Regions from separate parts of the Homo sapiens genome. Here regions 1, 2 and 3 are each linked to region 4. A link is a loop called in an ENCODE intact Hi-C map of the cell type or tissue named here. Cell type or tissue: PC-3. All regions are shown on one strand. Region 1 overlaps LOC107985502 (a long non-coding RNA gene). Region 2 overlaps UMODL1 (uromodulin like 1). Region 3 overlaps UMODL1 (uromodulin like 1). Region 4 overlaps C2CD2 (C2 calcium dependent domain containing 2).

What was found. Peaks named below come from ENCODE experiments on the same cell type or tissue, not always from the same donor. Only the 100,000 strongest peaks of a DNase experiment are listed, where the experiment ranks them.
Region 1: it touches region 4 in a loop (5-fold over the local background); 11 of 110 quality-filtered maps call a loop at or near these places.
Region 2: a loop joins it to region 4, with 7 times the contacts of the local background. A loop is called at or near these places in 31 of 110 quality-filtered maps.
Region 3: a loop joins it to region 4, with 5 times the contacts of the local background. A loop is called at or near these places in 11 of 110 quality-filtered maps.

What each region holds. Positions count from the first base shown.
Region 1 is chr21:42,054,069-42,059,068 of GRCh38, forward strand. It overlaps LOC107985502 (a long non-coding RNA gene), which reads left to right. Exons shown (of 2, transcript XR_001755063.3): 2 at 1-1,061. Among named protein-coding and RNA genes, the nearest start is that of UMODL1, 15 kb to the right of the region's middle. In PC-3, no CTCF peak of the experiment used is centred here; DNase peaks (open chromatin) are centred at 3,093 and 3,373; H3K4me3 peaks cover 1,915 bases; H3K27ac peaks cover 2,199 bases.
Region 2 is chr21:42,115,723-42,120,722 of GRCh38, forward strand. UMODL1 (uromodulin like 1) reads left to right here. Exons shown (of 23, transcript NM_001004416.3): 14 at 151-263; 15 at 3,389-3,602. Among named protein-coding and RNA genes, the nearest start is that of UMODL1-AS1, 9.7 kb to the left of the region's middle. RefSeq lists enhancers at 4,287-4,992, 4,980-5,000. In PC-3, CTCF peaks have their summits at 1,902 (motif pointing left) and 2,108; DNase peaks (open chromatin) are centred at 1,859 and 4,479; H3K4me3 peaks cover 757 bases; H3K27ac peaks cover 2,235 bases.
Region 3 is chr21:42,092,108-42,097,107 of GRCh38, forward strand. All of the region lies in intron 6 of UMODL1 (uromodulin like 1), which reads left to right. Among named protein-coding and RNA genes, the nearest start is that of UMODL1-AS1, 14 kb to the right of the region's middle. RefSeq lists an enhancer at 1,270-1,775. In PC-3, a CTCF peak has its summit at 2,893 (motif pointing left); a DNase peak (open chromatin) is centred at 2,164; H3K4me3 peaks cover 1,052 bases; H3K27ac peaks cover 2,120 bases.
Region 4 is chr21:41,931,253-41,936,252 of GRCh38, forward strand. All of the region lies in intron 2 of C2CD2 (C2 calcium dependent domain containing 2), which reads right to left. Among named protein-coding and RNA genes, the nearest start is that of SNORA91, 15 kb to the right of the region's middle. In PC-3, CTCF peaks have their summits at 1,198, 1,397 and 2,758 (motif pointing right); DNase peaks (open chromatin) are centred at 1,049, 1,489, 1,869, 2,379 and 1 weaker place; H3K4me3 peaks cover 2,403 bases; H3K27ac peaks cover 3,139 bases.

The DNA of each region.
Region 1 (5,000 bases), 120 kb after region 4:
TGAGTTTGTCATTGGATCACCTCCCTTGGGAGGAAGTCTTGCCCTGGGGATGTAGGAACAAGAACTAACATGCTCAGTGCCTCCTAACAGCCCCACTTTACCTAGTGTGTCAATTCCCCACAGACAAGTAAACTGAGGCCCAGGAAGCATCGTTGCCTGAGGTTGCCGAGTTGATAAGCAAAGGTCTCAGTCCCTGTGGACTCAGAGCCTGGGCTTCTCCCCTGGGACCCTGCAGCTCCACCGGCAGTTATTCCAATTCTTCCTCAGGTGTTGGAGGCTTGTATGGAAACTCCTTGCTTCTGTCTCTCGCTCAGCCCTTAGAAAACCTCCAAGAGATGGCCACTCCTGCCTGTGGTGCAGAGAACGCCCAGGCAGAAGACCCTTGGAGGCTCAGACAGAGAACTCACTGCACTTTCAGTCATCCTGGGCTGGCTCCCCGGCCCCTCTCACGTTCTTTATGGATTTGACCCAAAGTCTTCCAGATGGATGGAGCTGTGGGCACTGAGTCTGGGAATGTCTCAGCCCACCTTGGCTCCCTTCTCCAGCAGGAGTGGAGGTGTGTGATGTCAAACAGGCCCAGCCTCTCTCTCAGACCCGGTTCTGGGCCCACACAGCCCCTTCTTCCTGAAAGCAGAGGTGGCAGTAAGAGGATGGCTTTGGCCTTTGAATGTTCTCAAGCGATCCAAGTTCAGAGTATACTGTTGCTGTCCTCTGTCCCTGAAGCTTCTCTCCTACTCCTTGGACAAACTCACTTCTCCCCTCAGGGACTTCTCTCATGTAGCAGAGTGTACACCTGCTGCCCCAGCAAGGCCTTCACAATGATCCAAGCCTGGCCTGTTGCTCCAGCTTCTGGAACCTCCCATGGCCTTCGGTCTACTTGAATGCTCCTGAGGCCAGGTAGCTCATCACTGCCGGAGGACCTGTTGCCACTCACTTCTAGCCACAAGAAATGTCTGCCTGTCCTGAGCAAAACCCACCTTGGAGGAACTTCTTTACTCCCTTGTTGAATTTTTGGCTCTACCAAATAAACATGAATTGCTTCCCTGTGAAAGACCTCCAAACACTTTCCTCTGCCTGTGTGTTGTTCATCAGTGGTGTAGCCGAATCCAGGGCGAGGAGGACCTGCATTTTAGCTGGTGTTAACCAGAGTGGAGGGAGGATTAGGAGTGGCCTTTGGGTGGACAGGAGGTATGACAGGCTGCAGATGGTGGAGCAAGCCTTGCTGTGCCCCCGACCCAGCTCGACATGCACACGTGGGTGGTTCTGGCTCCCTGGGTGGGAAGAATGGTGGGGTGGGTGGGCATTGTGAGCCTGGCAACCAGACCCCACGGAATAGCAGGGAGGAGGAGGAAGGAGGACGCCCTCCAAGAAACAGTGGAGTGAAACCTTAGTGCCTACTTCACAGCCCATCTGGGGTCTCTCCCTGCTTGCTTCTGGGCAGAGGGTGTCCATTATACCACAAGCACAACCTTGAAATGTGCTGGAGCAGGAAGTCGCGCAGGACCTCATTCCCCAGGACTTTCCATACATGAGGAATGCAGGGCTGAGCAGGTGAGATGCGGCGGTGGGAGGCATGCCGCCTGCTCCCTCTCCTGATTCACTGGGGTTTTGGGCTGCAGGCAGTCAGAAGGTCTCATTTTGGGGGGTTCTCAGCAATAGATGGGGATACAGTAGGAGGGCAAAGTCACAGAAATTCTCTGCCGGAACTCCAAGACGCAGGGGCTGGGAACCGTCTGCAGGACCCAGACCCAGAGTTGGACCAGGATTAAAGGTGGTGGGGGGTGTGGGGTGCCGAATGTGAAGAACAGAACGGAAGTGCAGGAAGACAGCCCGACCTCCAGGAGACACCATCACTCTCGGTGTTTCCCTCCCTGTGTTTCTTTCTTCCAAGAAAGGGTATTTCCAAGAGGACAGATTGGTTGACCAAAAGGCCATTTTATTTCTACTTTATAAAAATAGATGAAAGGAGACTTGAAATTATTTTGCCTCTTACATCACTGGGTTTGGGTTCTGGAAGTCCCTGGAGGGTGCGCCTGTAGCCCAGACTTCACAGGTAGACATGGAGGTCATGCAGGTCACATGGCTGGTTGACACCTGTAAAGCTATGATGGCCAAGCAGAACTTTGCCGGGTATCTCTGGTCCTATTCCCTCCCCCGGGTCATCTGCCTCCCTCCTGGAATTGATTGATTAAGTGCTGTCCCTCCATTTCGTCTAATAGACCACGGGAAGGATAGGCCAAACAAGAAGGGCCTACTTCAACTTACAAGTCAAGTCACGGTTTCAGAACACCTTATCTCCAACCTCTGTCCTCACCACAAGCCAGCCCGACAATGTCCTCATCCGATTTTCTCAAAAGAGTTTGGGCGATCTTGAGGGCAAATCCCATTAAATATCTGTACCCAGTCTAGCATCCAGAGTTGTCAGCGTTCGTGAGCAAACAGATCTCAGAGGCATCAGTGTTCGTGAGCAAACAGATCTCAGAGGCGTCAGCATTCGTGAGCAAACAGATCTCATTCTTAGTGAGAGTGCTTCTCCTCTGGAAGCTCTTGAGGAGACACCCTCCTTACATCTTCCAGCTGCAGGTGTTACCGGCAAACCGTGGTGCGCCTTGGCTCACAGCCACATCTCTCCAACCTCTGCCTCCTCGGAGTCCTTTTCTGTCACTTAGAAGGACGCTGTCCCTGGATTCGGGGCAATGCTAGGGCAGGATGATCTCATCTCTGACCTTACATCTGCAACAGCCCTTTCCAAATAAGGTCCCATCCTAAGATTCTGGGTGGACATGAATTTTGAGGAGACACCATTCGAACATATCTTTGTATCTCTTCCTTCTCAGGGTGTGTCCTACCCCCTCACAGCTTATTCTTTTTCCCTTCAAACACTCTGTTGAGACCCTTACACGAGGCGGTTTCCCCAGACACCGCACAGATCTCTCCTCCCTAACGAGTTCCGCAGACTCTCTGGAAGTCTGGCTGGAAATGCTGCTCTCCCTTTTTCCTTCTGGGATGGAAAAACGCTCCCAATGGCTCCACCAGTCAGTCAGTGAGACGTTCCAAACCGGTCTTTCCACTTGGGCTTCCTCATCTGTTTATCTTTTATTTATACAAGCCTCAAACCACTGAACACTGCTTGGTAAACATTCCCTCATTTACTATGCAAATGTTAGCACGGGGGCCCACGCCCGCCCTTCCCCAGGAAAGCCACTGAGTGCTGAATGCGGATGGACTTTCTTCACATTCTTTGGGGTTTTCGGAAAGGGTATGTTTTTCCTAACGTCACTTCAAATGTATTTCTTAACAAAAACCTCCTAACCTTTGGAAAATGGAAAAGAAGTTACTCATCTGAAAGGAAACTCCAAGTTTTTAGGACCTCTACCAAACCCCTGAGTGACTGCGGTCACCTCGCCTGCCAGCATGCTAAGAAGGCATTGTCTTGCCACAGGGCTGGGTTTCTGCCAGCGATTTCTGCAACATGTTATGTCTGGGTTATGTATTTGAATTCCCGGCCAGGATTTTCTGGTGGGTCTCCCTACCCTCCATGAAAGAGTCCCTGTGCAGTGCCAGCCCTGCATCATGGTTCTTGCAACGACTGAGCATTCTGCACGCCTGGAAATGTGGAGCAGCCGGGAGGATGAATGGCCGTCAGCTTCTGAGTCCCTCCTCATCTTTACAGTGCAATAGTGAGAGTCTTTTTCTAGGTCAGTGGTTTGTAAAATGGCCAGCTTTAGAGGGAACCACCACCCTTCTAAGAATTGTAACTATATAATCACATGGCATTTAAATATATTACCAAGACCAAGGGCATCAGAGGGCATCAGTTTCTCAGCTGGGAGTGACTTCCTCACACTCCTGGATTCCCTTGGCAGGAGGCAGATGAAGAGAGCTGCTGAAAAAGTGACTTTCCTGGTTTGTGATCTCCACGGGAAAGAACATGCGACCCGTCTGAGCCTTGAATGTCGGAATGAAGTGTTTTGCTGCTGGTCACGGCTATTCTGGGAAGCACGGCTGTGGGTCTGTGAGACCATAGAAGAGGTCCTTAAAATAATATGCACGCCCGGGAGTTGGGAGCGATGAGCGGCTGTGGGGAGCCCTCTTCTGCCTGCTGCTTCCTGGTCCTACCCTAATGTGTATGTGGGCTGACCCCAGGCCATTCAACAAGCACTTATTGAGTACCTACTGTATGCCAGACATGGGCTGGGCCCCAGGAGGAAGTAGTCTTAGGTCCTGATTCCTCCTTTTGTTTTTGTTTTGTTTTGTTTTTGTTTTCGAGATAGGGCCTGGTTCTGCTGCCCAGGCTGGAGTGCAGTGACCTGAACAAGGCTCATTGTAGCTTAGACCTCCTGGGCCCAAGTGATCCTCCTGCCTCAGCCTCCCGCATAGCTGGGTCTACAGGCACACACCACCACGCCTGGCAAATTTTTTCTTTTGTATTGTTTTGTAGAGACAGGGGTCTCACTATGTTGCCCACGCTGATCTCAAGCTCTTGGTGTGAAGTGATCCTCCTGCCTCAGCCTCCTAAAGCACTGGGATTACAGGCGTGGGTCACCGCGCCAGGCCCTGACTCCTCCCTTTGTGCTGCCCATCACCTATCAGGGCAGGGGAGACCTTCACTCACATTGTCACAGAATAAAGGGACCAATGACCTCAGAGAAGCGACAGCGAAGTGCTGTTTTAGGTGTCGGGAAGTGGGATGGCAGTGGGCCGAGGACTGAAGGGCAGCAGGGAGGAATGAGAATTTGAATTGGCGCTGAGTGGGATGAGTGTTTGAATTGGCACTGATTGGAATGAGTATTTGGATTGGCGCTGAATGGGTCAATATTGGTTCTCCCCTTTTGGGTTGATGCTGATTTGTGGCCCTAGCGTCCCCCAGGCAGGGCCCCAATTGTGTTGCTTGAACTTGGCCTCTGACCCCAGGCTGACGTGGACCCTGGGTTTAGCTGCTGCTGCTCGTGGGTTTAGCTGCTGCCGCTCGGCTCTGCTTCTGTTGCATTCTGGTTCTG
Region 2 (5,000 bases), 180 kb after region 4:
AGCCCTGGCACTATTCCTTCTTTCTAGAACACGGGTTGGCTTTGGTGTGATGCTCTTCCTGGACATGAAAATACATTTATTAATATTGAAATGTTAGTCTGTTATCTAATACAGCACCAATTCCAAATGTGCTTATCCTCCATCCTGCAGCAGCCCGGAAGCTCATTGGAAAGGTCAGAATCAAAAATGTCAGGTACTCAGAATCCTTTCGCAACGCAAGCAGCCAGGAGTATCGAGATTTCCTAGAACTATTCTTCAGGATGGTGAGTTGGTGATATCAGCCCTTAATTCCTTTCAGGAGGGAAAGGGTGGAAGGCTGATAGAATTCTAGGTTAGGCACGGTGGCTCACCCCTGTAATCCTAGCACTTTGGGAGGCAGAGGCGGGCAGATTGCCTGAGCTCAGGAGTTCAAGACCAGCCTGGGCAACATGGCAAAACCCCATCTCCACCAAAAAAAAAAAAAAAAAAAAAAATACAAAAAATGAGCCTGTCATGGTGGCGCATGTTTGTGACCTCAGCTACTCAGCAGGCTAAGGCAGGAGAATCTCTTGAACCCAGGAGGCAGAGGTTGCAGTAAGCCGAGATCGTGCCACTGCACTCTAGCCTGGACAACAGAGTGAAACCCTGTGGGAAAAAAAAAAAAAGAATTCTAGTCTCATCCAACTAGGAATTTGACCTATAGGTCCTATGAGCTCCTCATTTCTGAAGGAAGCCAGGACGTTAAGCTCTGGCCTGACTCCCTGAGTGTCCCTGGATCTGCCCCGGCGAAGACACGGTTAGCAGACAGGAGGCACAACTCTTCCTCTGCTGCATCCTTACTTCACACTTCACTTTCTGTCCAGTGAAACCTGTTTTTCAGTTGTGGAACCTATGAAGCAGAAAGTCCCTCCACGGTTTTTTTTTTTTAAACCTGTAAAAAATGAGATTTATTTCACAGACCATAAAATCTACTTTTAAACTGTACAATTCAGTGGTTTAGACTATTTTGCAAAATTGTGCAACCATCACTACTAATTCCAGAACATTTTCATCACCCAAAAAGAAACCTTATACCCATTAGAAGTCACTCGCAGCTGGGCATGGTGGCTCATGTCTATAATCCTAGCACTTTGGGAGGCTGAGGTGGGTGGATCGCCTGAGGTCAGGAGTTCTAGACTAGCCTGGCCAACATGGCGAAACCCCATCTCTACTAAAAATACAAAAATTAGCCGGATGTGGTGGCGGGTGCCTGTAATCCGAGGTACTCAGGAGGCTGAGGCAGGAGAATCGCTTGAAACCAGGAGGCAGAGGTTGCAGTGAGCTGAGATCTTGCCACTGCACTCCAGCCTAGGTGACAGAGCAAGACCCCATCTCAAAAACAGAAAAAAAAAAGTCACTCCCTCTCGCCACTTCCTCCAGCTCCTGGTAATCACTTATCTGCTTTTTGTCTCTATAGATTTGCCCATTGTGGACATTTCACAGAAACAGAATCATACAATATGTGACTTTTTGTGTCTGGCTTCTTTCAGTTAAAATGAGGTTTTCTGGTTTCATCCACGTGGCAGCATGTGTCAGCACTGGATTCCTTGTTATGGCTGGGGCATAACCCATGCAGTCTCATCCATTCATTCACCGAGCGCACTGGGCGGCTCCCGCCTTCTGTCTGTTATAAATAGTGCTGCAATGCCCCTGCCTCAGAGAAAGTTCTTTTCCTGCTCTTTCCTGCATTCCTCCCTGCCATCCCCTCAGCATTCTCCAGGATGCTATCTGTTACCATTTAGTGACATGCCTTCTTGTGGACTTTTTGAGGTATAGGGAGTGCCCTTGTCATAATCTAGTGATTTTGTTTGCACGGAATCTCACATTGTAGATTTCCTGAGTCTGAGCTCAGCACAGAGAGGGTTTGACATTGCCACCTAGTGGCCTGTCGTGGTAATACCGTAGCAGGGCTGCAAACCCCAGCGCTTCCCCCACAGATGAGAAGATTCGACAGCCTTTGGGAACGGCCTAGCTCATTCCCTGCTCCTGGTTTGTGCATTCAACAGTTGTTGACGGTTTGATTAATAATGTGATTTCATTGATAAGGTTAAATAGTAGTTAGAATATTAAACAACAAACACTGAATCCTTCCACCTGGCTCGAGTGGTCAAAAGAGGCAGCTCCGTTTCCTTCCCGAGTTTCTTGATTAATCTTTCCTCTTTGAACCATTTCTTCCTTTGCCCATTTTTGGGGTGTTGTTTTTCTGTTTGCCTAGAATTTCAGGACAGCAAATAATTATACAACTTAATCACAGAAGTAGGATGTTAAGAGAAATTTCGGGGGTTTCACTTGCTGATAACCGCAGACGTGGATGTCAGGAGGTGTTGGCTGCATGGCTTGGTCCCTGGCTCTTCACCACTTCCTAGCAAGGGGCCTGGAAGTTTGCTTAGAGGTTGGTTTGAAATGCAGCTAAAAGTCACATTAATCCAAGACTATGCCAGATTCCTCTGAGAGAAAGAGAGAGGGAAGAACTGATTGTGAAGATGGTCACGACAACAGTCATCTACTGAGCCAACCAAGGGCAGCTGTGGTCTCCCTGGGGTCCACAGGCTCTGAGAGGGACAATGGATCTGTTCACCTTGGTGGCCCAGAAGCCGGGAAGTGAGTCCATGACCCAGGCCTTGAGCCATCGCACCTGTGAGGACAAACCCTGGAAGTACCCATAGGAGGTTTGCACTGAGGATGATTGAAGCTCATTATAAGATTGTTTGCCTTTCTGAGTGCTTTGACCATGATGGGTTAGCATGGAATCAATCATATAGCGTGTGGTGTGTGACTGTGTCCAAAGAGACAGAGTAGAAAGCAGGGCGTTCGGGGGCAGGAACCCCCTGTCCTAATGGGGAAGTTGGAAATGCTCACAGGAAGCAGTCTGGGGAGAGGTAGGGAGGAAGAATGAAAGGGGACATGTTCTGCAGTGCCAGGAGCAAAAGAGCTGTTCCAGAGAAGGCAGCGGGAAGTGGTCTCCCTCCCCACGACCCTGCACTCAGCCCCCTGCCCTCGGTGGCTGCAAACCAGGAGTATTAGGTTCTAGAAGCCCTTGTGAGCCCCCAGCAAATTTTAAGCCCCATGAGGTAGGGTCTCTGCCTGTGCCCCCAAGTCCCACCCTCGCCCCACAGGCATCTTTCTGAAGCCGTTTACTGGTTTGGGGGGGGAAACAAGGGCTCTTCTCATATCACAGACACTCCCAGGCGTTTGTGCTGGGCTTGAAAACACAGCAGACAGGAAAGGGGCCCAGAACCAACCTGTGGCTTTTACTTTGTGCCACGGGCCAGCCCTGCTGCTGGGCAGACTGGCAGGAGGAACCGCCTTGAGACGGGCATCTGTTTCCTCTCAGCGTGGGGACCTCCTCACATGGCCTCTTTCCCCGCAGGTGCGGGGCTCCCTGCCAGCCACCATGTGTCAGCACATGGACGCTGGTGGGGTCAGGATGGAAGTCGTCAGCGTCACCAACGGCAGCATCGTGGTGGAGTTTCACTTGCTGATAATCGCAGATGTGGATGTCCAGGAGGTGTCAGCTGCATTTCTCACCGCCTTCCAGACCGTGCCTCTGCTGGAGGTGATCAGAGGCGACACCTTCATACAGGGTACGAGAGGCTGGGATGGAGCCTCTCCCGTGTTCTGGAACCAGAGGCAGCCAGAGGGCAGCCACCACCCTTCGCTTTTGAAAGATGTCGTGTTGTGCCCATGTGGTCCTTCTTCCCCCAGAATTAGATGAAGATGTGAAATAGATAGGACCCTGTCTGTCCCTCTTATTGTGATTATAATTGTGTAAAGGTTGAAGTGTTGAAAACATCTTTGGGTGAACCTGCAGATCCCCAGGGGTGCTGCTTTCTTTCCGGGTCGACTGCCCCCTCGCTGCTTGTTTCCATGGGCTGAGGGCAGATGCATCCCTCTCTGCAGCCAGACTCTCCCCCAAGCATAGTTCCCAAGGAGATCCCAGTAAAGATAATTAACGAGAAAAGCAGGGAGAAAAAGACAATTCAGATTCTTTTCTCCTATCATACTTGAACATAAATGATGAATGGCTTATAGTTACATGTATCAGAAACAAAAGACTTTTTAAAAATTGGAGATTCATATTAATTTTTTGATTTTTAGAATAAGAAGGACTTCCTAAAGAAAATACGATTTTTAGAGGAAAACGATGAGATGCTGACTGCATGCAGAGATAAATCAAAATAAAGGCACCATTTTAACGCAAAGTAAACAAAAAATTTTTCAATAATTTGGTGAAGTGTTAGTATCCCAAATATATAGAGAGATCATACAAATAGATAAATATTAAGAACCTGATGGATAAATGCACGAAAGCTCTACACAGACAAGGTATAAAAGAAGAAATATGAATGACTAACAAAGATGTGGTAACCCAAGACATCCCCATTAGAATGCATTGCACTGTTTGCCCATCAAATTGCAAACAAAAGGTCTCTTTACTGCTGACATGAATACTGGTGAAAGTGTAGTGAGGCAGGTGTTTGCACAGATTGCTGGTGGCAGAAGGATTTGCTCATGCTTCCTGGAAACCAGTTTGGTGACATAAATCAAACGCTTTCAAAGTGGCCATCCACTTGGATTCTGAAATATCAGCTCTACGACTTTGTCCTAAGGAATTTGATCTGTTTGGACCGTAGTTTAAATACAAAGATGTTCATCTTCAGTGTTACTTTAAAAGCCAAAGAGTTGGAAATCACCAATCATCCAGTAACAAAGAAGGTGCTAAGTTACCAGGTGTCCCCGCCCCGGGCTGTTATGCAATGATGAGAATAGCGGTTTGTGGATTTGCATGGAGCTAGTTGGTGGCAGAGGCAAGCTATGCTCTCAGAGCATGCCTGCATTTTAAAAGGCTGGAAGGAAATACGTCCACATGCTAACTTGCCCCTGGCCACGCTTTTCTGGTTCTTATCCATGTTCTGCAGTAAACCTGTTTTGCTGTCAACAATCAACCCAGCATCATGGCGAAAGGCAAATGGCCTGAGGGC
Region 3 (5,000 bases), 160 kb after region 4:
GTGGGAACTACGGGGATCCGGTGCAGACTTCAGGAGAGCAGAAGGGAAGCAGCCAGCAGCCCGGGTTAGGAAGACAGCTGGAGGAGAGAAAGAAGCGAGAATAGCCGAGAATCCTGCAGGGAAGCTTGACTATGAACAGGCTGAGGGAAGGAAAGCCTGATGTGGAGGAGGCTGTGGACTCCCAGGGGGTCTCTCAAAAGACAGGCGAAGCTGATCCCGGCTCTTTCTATTCCCTGTTCCTTTCCAGGTTTTGACCTTATTGAACGCAGGGTTGAGGGTTTTTTTGTTTTTTTTTTTAAACCTTATTTAAATCCTGCTACATGTGTAATTTTATAAGCTGCTTTCTTCAGTTCCTATAATGTGTATAAAGTTTCCAAGAAGAAGCCTGGTTTTCACCATGATAATTATTGGTGGTTGAAAACTAGTGGCTTTCTAAAGCAATCATATAATATTCTTTCCCCTCACGGGAGCACTTCTGTTGCTTTCAAGAGTCTGGAACTGTAACCTTGTGACAGGGGTTACAGGGAATCTCTTTATATCCAATTTGAATTCGTTAATCATTTAATTTGCATGTTCTTTTTCCTTAAAAGGGACTCAACATTGAGGACCATCCCTTTGTTCACAATAACACCACAGCTGGCAGTTGCCCGCACTTCACGCGCTCTGGGCTCTGCTCTGAGCACTCTGTGGGTATTGCTTCGTTTAAATTCTTAGACTAACCCCAAGAGGCAACTACTCTCCTTAAGCTCATTTTTTTTTTCAGAAGAGGAAATTGAGGGGGACGAAGGTGATTTTCTTGCATAAGATCCCAAGGCTGGTCCTCTGAAGACGCACATGAACCAGCTGTGTCCCAAGGCTGTCTTCCCTAGGAGCCCTCTGGCGGGGACCTGCCTGAGAGTGTGATGGGCTCTCCCCCGCCCTCGGGGGCTGCCTTTTGTCCCAGTGCACTCAGGAAAACCGCCATGCCCTTTCCAACCTTCATGAGTGCTTAGGACCAAGAGTTGGGTAGAGCTCCAGAAGAGTTGAATTATTTTATTTGGCGTTCTAGAACCCAACTAGGAAAAGGAGTCTAAGGTTCTGGTTTATTTATTTATTTAATTAATTTTATTGTTTGTTTTTTATAGAGACAGGGTCTTACTCTGTCACCCAGGCTGGAGTGCAGTGGCGTGATCGCCGGTCACTGCAGCCTCCAGCTCCCAGGCTCCAATCTCAGCCTCTGGAGTAGCTGGGACCACAGGCATGCACCACCACAGCCATGCGCCACCACAGCTGGCTCATTTTTAAATTTTTTTGTAGAGACGAGGTCTCACTGAGTAGCCCAGGCTGTTCTCAAGCTCCCAGCCTCAAGAGATCCTTCCTCCTTGGCCTCACAAAGCGCTGGGATTGCAGGCAGGAGACCCCGTGTTCAGCCTAAGGTTCTGATTGGCTCTTCTCGTTGTCCTGTGGGCGAGGGGTTGGGGGAGTGGACCAGTTCCCAGAGCCAGCTGTGGATGTGGCGGGCTCCAGGGTCAGATCTTCCCCCCATCACCAGGAACGTTCCCCTCCTATCAGAATGAGGCTGTGTGGGGAGAGCGGACTTGCCCTCCACCCACTGGCAGATGAATCCCTGGTGCCCCGCAAAGAGCAGGCACTCCACAAACGTTTCCTGGATCAATCACGGAAAGAGAGGTTTTCACAGTGGTCATCCCCGGGGTCTCCAGGTATTAAAAATTTCCAGCCCAGCTCTGCCAGCAAAACACTGAGAACACTCCTGTACCCCGCAGCACGTGGCCTTGAGATCCACTTAGAACTTCGCGCCACGTCCACATCCCACGGCACCCCACTAAGCTCTGCAGAGAACTGTCTATAGATTCCTGCTCTGTGGCTTCCAGGGTGAGAATCCTGTCCCTTTCGTGAGCACAGAAGGTTGGAAAACAGGTATTTTCCAAATAGTTATTTTTACCCTGGTCAGTCATCCGGAAAAATATTAGATTCTATTTACGGTTAGGTTTGTTGGCAGTCACACTCTGCCGTGTTGCTTGGCACAGTGAACTGCCAGATTGCGTCAGGATACAGGGCCGCTCGAGCGACCGCCAAACACAAAGAGGGGAGGCTGCGCGGCCCCAGCTTCACTTCTAATAGGGCAGGACACACTAATCCAGTGTTTCCAGATCAGCAGTTTAGAGTGAATTCCAATTGCATATTGCTAAGGGAAACAGCATCCCCGGCACCTTCCCTGCTGAACCAGAGATGAGTCACGGCTGCCCGGGAAGAAACAAGGGCCAGACTGTCAGACGTGGAGAACCCAGGGTGCTTTACCCAGATAGAGGCAAAGTTCTGAACTTGTGTTCCTAGCTGTGGTTGGGGAGGGCTGTGGAGCAAGGGCTCTGGGGCCTGAAGTTTAGATTATCCGCATTGCCGTGGCCTTGGGTCATACAAACCCAGAGTCAAGAGCATCATTTTCTAGGGCCACATTTAAGGGGGACACTGAAAAGGGTCCCCATTTAAGGGTAACCAAAGGAGGGTGTCCTGGCTAATGAAAAACCAAAAACCAAGTTATAGGGGCCTACCCTGGAAGAGAGGAGTCGGGGGTAGAAGGAAGATTTCCAGTTTTAAAATACCCCAAGGTCTGTCCAACAAAAGAGAGATTGGCCTTAGCACGTTAGAAGTTGGTTGGTTGGTTTTACAACACAAAGAAAACTCTCCAAGCTGTGCTGTCCAGCCACGGGAACAGCTGCCGTGAAATTTCGTAGATATGTAAGTTTCCCGGGTTTCCCTAACAAAGGCCCATGAACTGGGTGGCTTCAAACAAGAGAAATGTATCCTCTCACAGTTCTGAGGACCAGAAATTTGAAATAGTTACCACTGGGCCTAAATCAGGTTGCCAGCAGGGCTGTGCTCCCAGGAGGCTCTGGGAGAATCCATTCCTTGCCTCTCTGCCCTCTGGTGGCTGCCGGCATTCCTTGGCTTGTGGCTGCATCACTCCTTTGTTTTCTTCTGCTGTTTTTTTTTTTTTTTTTTTTTTTGAGACAGGGTCTTGCTCTGTCACTCAGGCTGAAGTACAGTGGCACAGTCTCGGCTCACTGCAGCCTCCACCTCCTGGGTTCAATTAATCCTCCTAGCTCAGCCCCCCAAGTAGCTGGGACTATAGGCACACATCACTACGTCTGGCTAATGTTTGTGTTTTTTGTAAAGATAGGGTCTTGCTATATTGCCCAGGCTGGTTTCAAACTCCTGGGCTCAAGCCATCCGCCCACTTTGGCCTCCCAAAGTTCTGGGATTACAGATGTGAGCCACCACGCCCAGCCCTACTCCATCTTCAAGGTCAACATCTTTGTTTTTTCTCTATTCCAGCTTCATACCGCCTTCTCCTTTGTGTGTGTGTGTGTGTCTGTGTATAAATCCCCCCGATTCTCTTTTATAAGGACACTTGTGATTGCATTTAGGGTGTACCTGGGAAATCCAGGATTATCTTTCCATCTGAAGATACTTCACTGAATCACATCTGCAAAGATTCCTTTTCCAAATAAGGTCACAGTCGTAGGTTGCAGGGATTAGGACTTGATATCTTTGAAGCTCATTATTCAGCCTGCTACTGGTGATAGGAAAGCTTAGTAGTAAGGCAAGTGAACTTTGCTATTTCCTATTGTTCAGCTTTGCCATTTACTACCTACTTGACCTTTCTAGGCCTCAGTTTTGTCCTCTGTAAAATGGGGATCCTAGAAGAACTTATTACCTGGGATTGCTGTAAGGACTAAATAGGATAACATGGCTGGTGCACACAGTACCCAGGAAACATTACCTGTAACCATGTCGCTGATAGCTTGGCTGGTTTGTGACATGGATGTCATGGGAGGGAGTACTGCAGGGGGCTCACACCAGGGAGTTAATTTATAGCTCCCTGCAAGTTCCTACCGCTGCTATAATGCATGCTGCGTTAGCTTGGACACTGTGGACCTTAACTCATCATTGTTCCCTCAGTGTTTATGGTGATGCTGGGTGCATAGTAGAAGCTCAATTAAAAAAAATTGAGCCATAAGAAATTGGTGCCCTTATTGGTCAAACATGGTCAAATATGGACAATTCCAAATGCTTCAAGGTAACACACTGGAGAAAGGGCCACACAGATATTGGATGGGAACATTGTCCTCAGGGATAATGCATTTCTTTGGATTAGATGAGATTCTTTTACCCCAAATGCTTGCAATCTCTCTTAGTTGCAAAAGTCACTGACGGCAGCTTCTGCAGATGCCTCGGAGGGCTTCACAGCATTTGAAATGCCAGGTTTGCAGGTCCCCCATCCAGTGATCCAAAAACCCCCTGGCATCTTAATTTAAAGAGTAAATATACTTATTAAAAGAGGTAAAGCATGCATTGCCAGCCCCGTACCCTGTGAGACTTCTTTCCAAACACCATTCCTCTGCGTTCTTTTCAAATAAGTACGGGTGCCCTTTTAATTTTAACTCTGCTCCGTTCAGAAGCACTCCTTATAGAATGCGTTTTTAAATGGCCTGTAATCTGGGTGGGCCATCTGTTGTCCCACCCATGTGCTCTCTCGCTCTGCGTCAAGTTTGATATCTGAATGGCAACAAGGAGGCAAGGTTGGAGCCCTGGGTGTGGGCTGGGGGGCTGCTGTTATAGCTGCTGCGCCTGCTCGTGGCCGCCCCACTTTCCTGTTTGCAGGGCGTTTTGCTGTCACACCATCCTCCACCAACGTGGATTAAAAAAATGCTTGGGGCTGTGTCCTGACTGTACAAAAATAGAACAGTCAGTGCTTTTAGCAGACTTTTTGGAAAAGAAATTGTAGCCCGCCCTTCCTTTTTCAGTGAGACATATGTTCCCAAGGAACAGACTTTAAGAAGCCGGGTGGTTGTTAGAAGGCCAGGCAGTGAGTGGGGGGTCTTTTTGATTCCAGGGTTCTGGTGACCCTGGAGACGGGGGTGCCACCCACAATCTCAGGTCCCAAGCTTTGGGCCACCCTCAGTTGAAGCATTTCTGCTTTTCTTGCCACTAAAGAAAAT
Region 4 (5,000 bases):
GATACCCTGCAAGGCAGGCACCCAGGAGAATTCCCTTAGGAAAATGCCACAGCCCTGCAGGGCCTGCTGCCTGTGATAAATATGTGTTTGGTCTTTGTTCCTGATGCCTGGCACAAAGCTCTGAAAACCCTTGGAATCTCCCGAGAGATAAGAGCGTCTTTTGAGAAGAGTGTCTTTTTTTTTTTTTTTGAGACGGAGTCTTGCTCTGTCGCCAGGCTGGAGTGCAGTGGCGCAATCTCGGCTCACTGCAACCTCTGCTTCCCAGATTCAAGCAATTCCCCTGCCTCAGCCTCCCAAGCAGCTGGGACTACAGGCGCGTGCCACCACGCCCAGCTAATTTTTTGTATGTTAGTAGAGACGGGGTTTCACCATGTTGGCCAGGATGGTCTTGATCCCCTGACCTCGTGATCCACCTGCCTCAGCCTCCCAAAGTGCTGGGATTACAAGCGTGAGCCACCATGCCTGGCCAAGTGTCTTTTATATGCTGACAAAAGGGCTGTTGGGGGGGACCCCAGATAGCACCAGGATGGGGGCTGGTCACTTGAGAAACTTTGAGCCCCACCTCCAGCATCCCACTACCCCACCTCCAACATCCCACCACTCCACCTCCAACATCCCACCACCCCACCTCCAGCATCCCACCACCCCACCTCCAGCATCCCACCACCCCACCTCCAGCATCCCACCACCCCACCTCCAGCATCCCACCACCCCACCTCCAGCATCCCACCTCCCCACCTCCAGCATCCCACCTCCCCACCTCCAGCATCCCACCACCCCACCTCAAGCATCCCACCACCCCACCTCCAGCATCCCACCACTCCACCTCCAGGGAGGGCAGAGGGGCTAGAGGTCGCATTCAATCACCTATGGCCAATGATGTAATCCATCATGCCTAGCGAATGAATCCTCCATAAAAACCCTGAAAGGATGGGTTTGGGGAGCTTCCAAGGTGGTGAATACATCAAGGTGCCGGGCGGGTGGCTCGTCCAGGCAGGGCATGAAGCTGCTGGAGTCCCTGCCCTCCCCCTCCGCCCGCCTAAGCATCCCTTCGATGTGGCCGATCCTGAGTCATATCCTTCACAATAAACTAGTAATAGTTAGTAAACTGTTTTCCTGAGTTCTGTGCTATGAGCCGCTCTAGTAAAATATGTGAACCTCAGTGGGGTGGGTTGGGGAAGTCTGCCATCTACAGATAGTCAGAAGAACGGGGGCAACCCGGAGCTTACGCCTGGTGTCTGAAGTGGGGGCCGTCTTGCGGGACCTAGCCCTGGGCCTTTGGGATCTGTGTTAAGTCTGAGTAATGTCAGAATGGAGTTGAACTGTAGGACACCCAGTTGGCACCAGAGTTGAAGAACTGATAATCGGTGTGAGAAAAACCCCCACACATTTGGTGTCCAAAGTGTTGTGAGTAAACATAGTTGAGACTGCTCCTGGCCGCAGCCGCGGCTGGGCCGGGTGTGGACTCTGCACTTATCTATCGTTGGTCCTGTGGGATGACTCAAGCTGCTCCAAGTTCTGGAAGACCGCACTCTGTGTAGACTATGCAGAGAGGGTTTTGCAGATGAACCAGATATTTGCAAAGGTGATGACTTGGACACACCGAGGCCTTCAGGGTGGCAGGAGAAAGTCCAAGAAAAAGGCATCCAGTGGGCACGGCAGCCAGTTTCATTGGGAGAGGGACCCACAGGGAGACTCCAGATGGAACACCAGTCAGGGGTTTGTCGGCGGAGAGGAGGTGGGGAGCTCAGGCCAGCCAGTCCTCGGCCTTATCCTTCCGATCAGAGATGGCATTACATAACAGACAGGCTGGGTTCCGGCGGCCTTGTCCCTGTCTTGGCTCAAATGCCAACCACATGTCCCTTGTCAAGGCTGAGTTAGAAAGATAGGAAGAGGCAACCTGACACCAAAGTGTGAGCTTTGAAAGGGAGGGGCGATGCCCTGGAATGAGAAGTTCCTGTTTCTTTTCTACCTCTTATTTGTCACAGGTCCTCAAGTTCTGTTACAGTTTTTTTTTTTCCTTCTCAAGAATTATGCCCAGCTGAGGGAACACGAGGCGGTGCAGACACGGAATTAGGTGTAAATTTGGAGACCATGGGGGTGTGTGGCTTAGATACCAGAGAAGAGGAACACCACTGTGAACCCGCTGCCCTACACGGCAGTTCTAGGGCTGAACTCACCGAACAGTGTTAACAAAAAGAGGCCTTGCTGTCTTATCATTTTTATTTAACGCACGAACATTAAGCAGTGTCTCACCCTGGACATTTTACAAGAGATTAAGCTGGCTGGATGCCTTTGCAAAAACAGTGCCCTAAAAATGTGTCATGTTTGGCCAAGATGCTCATCCAAGAATGGAAAAGGCCATGTACACAATCCAAGCACCCGAGGGTGTTCTACTCCCAACTGACCCTTCCCAGGAGCCCGGGCAGATCCCAACAGGACTTCCTCCTTGTGGGTATGCATAGGATCCAGGCTGGCAAGAGCGACCAGGCTCCTCCTCCCGCACTCACAGCCCCGTGAAAGGGGAGGGGAGGGGAGGGAACCCGTCTACTCAACTGGTGGGCTCACCCCACCTCAAAGGACAGTGTGAGCCACAGCCACGACAAGGCAGTGGCAAGGGCTCCTTTCCTCATTTGGCCACAAAAACATAAAAGTCAAGAGCTACGTGGAAAATTGTTGCAAAACAAAACAAGAGTCCGTGTGTGTGTGCTTTTCCTCCGGCAGGAAAAAGCTTCCGAGAACACTGTTAACAGCAGCCTCATCCCAGCAGGCGGCAGCAGGAGATAGATGGTTAAAAAAAAAAAAGTTTGGACATTTTTATTTTTAACTTTTTAATGACCATGAACTATTTCTGTAATTATATCAAAACAAATACAATTTAATCATCCACTTTCACCAGGTGAGGTGGCTCACACCTATAATCTCAGCACTTTGGGAGGCAGAAGACGATGGATTACTTGAGCCCAGGAGTTCAAGACCAACCTGGGCTACAAAGTGAGACCCCATTTCTACAGAAAAAATAAAAAAACTAGCCGGGCATGATGCTGCATGTCCGTAGTCCCAGCTACCGGGGAGGCTGAGGCAGGAGGACTGTTGAGCCCAGGAGGTGGAGGCTGCAGTGAGCAGTGTCTGTGCCAGTACACTCCAGCCTAGGCGACAGAGTGAAACCCTGTCTCAAAAAATAAAAAACAGTCCACTTCCTAAGGCTGCTTTTCTGACACTATGTATCAAGATCCTGAAACATGTGCTAGTCCACTTCCTAAGGTTGCTTTTCTGACAATATGTATCAACATCCTTCAAAATGCACGTACTCTTTCTCAAGTACCTCTACTCTTCTACTTCTAGGAACAGTGAGGAAATAAACACATGAGCAAAAATAACAACAGAGGTAGGAGAAAATATTGAGCCCCGCACAGGCTTGGCATTGCTCCATGTGCTGTACCTGTGGTAACTCACTCCATCCTCATAGCCCGTCTAGGGGGTGGACAGTATCCTCTACCTTTACAGGTGAGAAGCCGAGCCACACAGAGGAAGAGAAAGAACGGAGCAAGGAACCATGCTCCTAACCAGGACAACACGGCTGCTGCTTCACAGCCTTGCCTCGTTTTTTTTTTTTGCTTGTTTGTTTGTCTGTTTGTTTGTTTTTTCTGTTTTTCCCGAGTAGAGTCTGGCTTTGTCGCTCAGGCTGAAGTGCAGTGGCACCATCTTGGCTCACTGCAACCTCCACCTCCCAGGTTCAAGCAATTCTCCTGCCTCAGCCTCCCAAGTAGCTGGGATTACAGGCGTGCACCACCATGCTCGGCTAATTTTTGTATTTTTAGTAGAGACGGGGTTTCACCATGTTGGCCAGGCTGGTCTCGAACTCCTGACCTCGTGATCCACCTGCCCTGGCCTTCCAAAGTGCTGGGATTACAGGTATGAGCCACCGCGCTGGCCAGCCTTGACTCTTATGTGTTCATTCATTAGAATTTTAGGGGAATTTTAGTAACATGGGGGAAAGAATATAAATGGAATATAGTGTAAATTGTAGCAAAAAATAAATGCAGAAGCAAAAGACTGGCAATGCACACCAACACATGAACAGAGCTAATCACCAGTTCATGCAACTACTGTGTGTTTTTATTAAATATTCTTCTGTGTCTTTCAAGTTTTCATCAATGAACTCGTATTGATTTTATGATAATAGCGGAATTCCTATGTTTGAGACAGAATGGAACCATGGCAGCCTGAGGTCTGAACTTGCCAGAGTGTGGGAGTATCTGCAAACTGCAGCATGCCCGTCTGTGCTTGCTGAAGCCTGACCCCCACAGCCAGAAAAGTTCTGACACTGAGGGCCGGGCGCGGTAGATCATGTCTGTAATCCCAGCACTTTGGGAGGCCGAGGTGGGTGGATCAAGTGGATCAGCCTGGCCAACATGGTGAAACCCCGTCTCTACTAAAAATACAAAAATTCACAGGGCGTGGTGGTGCACACCTGTAATCCCAGCTACTCGGGAGGCTGAGGCAGGAGAATCACTTGAACCTGGGAGGCAGAGGTTGCAGTAAGCCAAGGTCGCGCTCCAGCCTGGGTAACAGAGCAAGACTCTGTCTCAAAAAAAAAGTCCTGACACCTTGAATGGTGCTGGGAAAACTGGCTATCCACGTGCAGAAGAATGAAATTAGACCCTTATCTCACACATATATAAAAATCAACTCAAAATGCATGAAAAACTTAAATGTGAGACCAGAAACTATAAAACTACTAGAAAAAAAAACATAGAAGGAAAGCTTTAAGACACTGGATTGGGCAATGATTTTTTTTTGGTATGATCCCCAAAACACAGGCAACAAAAACAAAAACAGACAAATGGGACTGCACCAAAACTAAAAACTCTGCACATCCAAGGAACCATCAACGGAGTGAAGAGACAACCTACGGAATGGAATCCCATATTTACAAGCCATTTATCTGATAAGCGGTTAATATCCAAAATAAATAAACAACTCAAGTAACTCAACAG